Regions from separate parts of the Homo sapiens genome. Here region 2 is linked to region 1. A link is an interaction called in ENCODE POLR2A ChIA-PET data of the cell type or tissue named here. Cell type or tissue: A673. All regions are shown on one strand.

Region 1 (2,500 bases):
ATCTGTGTGATGTGTGTGAGAATCATCTTCCTGCAAGTGTGACCTTGTGCAGCTTTGGTCGAACTGCCTGAACAGCAAGTCCTCTGTGGGTGTGTGCAAACCAGAGTTTTACATCCGTTTATGTAACACATGTAAACAATTTAATCTTTGAATTCTCTCTCTGGTACAAACGTTACGATAAAGCAGACATCAGTACGGGCGTGCTGAGAGTCTGTTGGCAGAAAAACCTGCAGTTTGCTTCCTTTTCTCAGCTAGGTGGACTGCAGTTTTGAGACCTCCCAACATGTGTGTCAGGGGGACTCACGTCACATGGCCAGCAATTTGTGTCATGCTTGGAGTTGTGTTTACTCCACCCCAGCAGGTATTTGGAACCCTTATGTCAGAGAAGAGCCCCAGCTACGCACTTAGCAGCAGCCACGGAAGGGCCAAGTGCATCAGAGGAATGAGCTTTGGAGTTTTGTTCATGTTAGAAGTGAGTGCTGATTGGAGTCAGAGGTTGGATCTTAACTACACCTTTTAGTTTCCAAAGTACTGGACGCTCAATGGTGTTTGGGAACTTGCTCAAAGGAATTAAGGAACTTGTTGTGACCTTAGGCAATTTACTTAACCTCTCTGAGCCTGAGTTTTCTCATTTGTAAACATAAGGTTATTACAGGAATTAGAAATCATTTATGAAAAGCACGACACAGCGGCACAATGCCAGTTATGTGAGGTACTTCAGAAATGGGAGCAGCTGTCATAATCACTACCTTTATTTTATAATACTATTTTTCTGGCATATTACAAGATGTTATTGAGACCCTGACTTGATGCCTCCGTTTTCAGATGCGTCATTCACAAGTGGGCTTCTAAAAAGATTCTAAGCATCAGAGGCAAGCCCCTTGAAGTGACTTACCATTATTATGTAGCTATTATTGTGTCTACCTCTTCCAGTTACCTCAGTTATAGTACTTGTAGAACTTTCATAAACTGTATTAATCACGTCATGGATATCCATAAAACAAGCATTCACAGAGGGACTGCTGGGTCCAATCCTGTTGGAAATATAAATCAGAATAGAGCTTGGTCTGGACTGGCTCACAGGCAAAAGAGAGGAAAGAATGTGAATGGAAATTCTCAACACCGCATAGCAGAGCCCTAAGAGAGGATCCAGCAGGTGCAGTGGGTGCACAGAGAAGGGAGTACTGGTCACTCAGAGGAGAGAGGCTAAGTGCTACTGCAGAGTTTACATTTGAATGGTTCTTGATGGGTAAGTAGGAGTTTGCTAAACAGAGAAGCTTGGAAAGGCTGTTTGGCAGCAGAGAGAACAGCTCAAAGGCATGATGTATTTGTGGAATGGTGATCTGTTCATTGCGCTGGAAATATAAATCTCAGAAAGGAACTGCAGTAGGTGAGGCTGGAGCTAGCTTGTGAAGGGCCTTGAGACGTGATAAATAATTTGGATATATCTCCAAGGGCAATGGTGAGCCAAGAGACATTACATTTCACCTGACTTTTATTTTATGTAAGTGATTTAAAGTAGGGAGCTTAAAACATAAGGACACATATGGCTAATAAGTTTATGTGGGAAATTATTGCCTGTTTTAGTGGGGAAATTCAAGGAGCCTTTGAATGACTTGAGAGTCAATGTAGAAGGGAGTTTTATGTTGAAAGATTCAGATTTTAATTGTTTGTTGTTTACTGTTCCTAGGACAGAAAATGCCCACTTTCATCTCCACAGGCCTCTTTTATGACTTAGTTAATTTTTTCTGCTTCATGATCTTGAAATTTTCATGTCACTGAATTTTGCAAAGATGAGGTCCACACAAGAAAAAACGATTGAGATACAGTTGTTCTTAGTTACTCTCTAGGTCCTTACTAACCATCAACCCCTGCCCTCCCCACACAAAGGTCTTTCTAATTTTCTTATCCCAACTCATCTGATGGACTCTCCTCATCTCCCATCTCCATCCCTTTATCTCCCCAGGGCCTCAGGCAGCTTGTGTGGCGCTTGCACTGAAGATGGGACCTTTCGTCAGTATGTGCACACAGCTTCCTCCCGGCGGGTGTGTGACTCCTCAGGTTATTGGACCCCAGAGGAGGCTGTGGGTAAAGTACCATGACATTTTTTCTTTATACCCTGGTGACCACTGAGGATGGGGGTGGAGGTAAAGAGTGGAGTAGTGACATGGTGACAAAAAGGCAATGTATGTGTATGTGTGTGTGTGTGTGTGTGTGTGTGTGTGTGTGTGTGTGTTTTGCTGGATATCTTTTGGAGCTGCCTGGTGCCGCTGTGTGCAGAATGTTCCATATGTGCCTAACATGGAGGCCCCATGGCTGTGGTAAAGCAGAGACCAGCATATAGGACAGAAGGATGGAGAAGTCAGCTGAACTCAGGGTGTGACTTCAGGGTGAGATAGCTGGGAGGTGTAGTGTTACGTGTGCCTACTGGTCCTTGGAGTAGCCGTGCCATGTGACAGTGTAAGCTGACCTCTTACTCCTCTGCATCAGGAAACACACC
Region 2 (2,500 bases), 1.4 Mb after region 1:
AGATATAAATTCTCTTCTGCCACAATGATGTCCTTCAAAATTCCTAAGGTGGGTAGGAGTAGTTTGCTTTTTCACTGCATTCCCCTAGGAATGCTCTTTCTGATTGTTGCAATTGGTGTTAACTTTTATCAACTTCAGAAATGTACTTTGGCCATTAATATATAATGTATATTGACCTACTCTATTCCAGGAAATGTATAAGATTTCTACATAAGTTATTTGCTCCAAAAGTCATGGAATCATAGAATTTCGGAGCTGGAATGGGTCTTCGAGATAATCTAATCAAACCACTTTATTTACAAGTAAAAAAACCTGAGGTTAGGGGAGAGACTGGCCCAAGGTCACACTGCTGATTAGTGACAGGAGTAGCATTGGGATCTGGCTTTCCTGACTTCCTGTTCACTGCTCTTAATACCATGCTGTTTAGATCTCACTCCTCAGCAGTATCCATAATAGTGATAATATTTCACATTTTTATAGTGCTTCATAGGTTTCAAATCACTGTCACCCAAATTTGTTCACCCTGCTAACCATGAGAGTAATAATAATCATCACAAGTAGCACTGGCTGGGCATGGTGACTCACACCTATAATTCCAGCACTTTGGGAGGCCATGGCAGGAGGATCACTTGAGGCCAGGAGTTTGAGACCAGCCTGGGCAACATAGTGAGACCCCCCACCTCTATGAAAAAAAAAAATAGAAAAATTAGTGCCAGACATGGTGACATGCGCCTGAAGTCCCAGCTACTAGAAAGGCTGAGGAGAGGGAATCGCTTGAGCCTAGGAGTTCAAGGTTGCAGTGAGCCATGATTGTGCCCCTGCACTCCAGCCTGGGCAACAGAGAGAGACCCTGTCTCTAACAAAAATAAACAAGTAGGTAAATATGTAAATAAACAGTAGCACTTACTGGTTTTTTCTAACAAACCAGTCACTAAGTGCTTTTGCATGATTTCATTAATCCACCCAATAGTTCTATGACTAAGATACTATTATTTTTGCTCTTTTATAGATCAGGAATGTAGGCTTAAGGAAGCCAAGTAACTTGCCCAAGGCCACATAGCTGGGAAATGGAGCAGTTTAGAATCATCCTAATTGCCTGGTACCAGAGCCCCTACAACAGTATCCGGCTGCCTACTGTGCTTTCCCTGACAAATACCCCCAAGAGCAGACAAAGAAGGTATTATACAATATATTTTAAAGCAATGCTTTGCTTGCAGTTTTAAGCCTCATTTTATAGGAATTTTACAGTCATTCAAGCCTAGAAAATAGATTAATTCCCTGGAGGAGAGAATACAGAAAGCAGCCTCCAGGGATGCCTGTAGTTAAGGGACAAGAGCAGGAAGAGAAGCTAACACATAATTAGGGGTTGCTGCACTATTCCATATAGCCATAAGCTTGAAAATACACTTATTTCATTTAAATGTAAAGTATATTGTGCAAGATTAAAACTGTGATTATGTAAAGTTGTTTTCATATTCACACACTCACAAATATGATTTCAATGAAACAATGTGCTGACAGGGTTGCCTGGTTACCAGTCATCACTTAAGCAGGTACCAGCAGGCATTTGGGCTGCATTCCTGGCACCCAGATGGGCCAACTTGGAAGCAGTAGTGACCTGGGCAATGGCTGTTGTGGCCCTTAAAACCAACCACCAGGATTAGATGCAGGGAACTGTCTTCCACCTTGAACCATCATTATTAATTCAGTTGACAAATTCCCAAGCATTCTGGCAACCTTATGAAGCTCTTCCATCTCCCACCTCCCCCAAAGGGAACAAATTATTCCCTTCCATATGTCACTCCAAAGAACTTTGTACCAACCTGTAGTAGCTTGCTAATCTCAATGTTCAGGTGGTATTTATCTATTTACCCCCACAGCTAAGCTGTGAGCATTGTAGATAATTCCAACGACAGCATAGCGAAGTGAAAATTTGGGCTTTGGATTAAGATGTAACTATGTTTAATTCCTGGGTTAGCTACTTACTCACTGTGACCTTGTTAAAGTTATCTAACTTCTCTGAGCCTCCATTTCCACATCTTTAAAAGAGGCATAATAAGCCAGGCACAGTGGCTCATGCCTGTCATCCCAGCACTTTGGGAGGCCAAGGCAGGTGGATCACGTGGTCAGGAGTTCAAGACCAGCCCTACCAACATGGTAAAACCCCATCTCTACTAAAAATAAAAAATTAGCTGGGCATGGTAGTGCGTGCCTGTAAACCCAACTACTTAGGAGGCTGAGGCAGGATAATTGCTTGAACCCAGGAGGCAGAGGTTGCAGTGAGCTGATAACAGGCCACTGCACTCCAGCCTGGGTGACAGTGAGACTCCATCTCACAAAAAAAAAAAAAAAAAAAAAAAAAAAAAGAGGCATAATAGGCTGGGAGCCGTGGCTCACGCCTGTAATCCCAGCACTTTGGGAGGCCGAGGCAGGCGGATCGCCTGAGGTCGGGAGTTCGAGACCAGCTTGACCAACATGGAGAAAACCTGTCTCTACTAAA

Evidence for each region. ChIA-PET counts read pairs that join two places held together with the same protein. Peaks named below come from ENCODE experiments on the same cell type or tissue, not always from the same donor. Only the 100,000 strongest peaks of a DNase experiment are listed, where the experiment ranks them.
Region 2: POLR2A ChIA-PET joins it to region 1 with 12 read pairs; 2 of 35 experiments call an interaction of 5 or more read pairs at or near these places.

The regions. Positions count from the first base shown.
Region 1 is chr1:176,693,772-176,696,271 of GRCh38, forward strand. PAPPA2 (pappalysin 2) reads left to right here. Exons shown (of 23, transcript NM_020318.3): 7 at 1,967-2,088. Among named protein-coding and RNA genes, the nearest start is that of PAPPA2, 230 kb to the left of the region's middle. In A673, no CTCF peak of the experiment used is centred here; no DNase peak of the experiment used is centred here.
Region 2 is chr1:178,047,518-178,050,017 of GRCh38, forward strand. No RefSeq gene overlaps it. Among named protein-coding and RNA genes, the nearest start is that of CRYZL2P-SEC16B, 11 kb to the left of the region's middle. RefSeq lists a silencer at 2,402-2,500. In A673, no CTCF peak of the experiment used is centred here; a DNase peak (open chromatin) is centred at 1,214.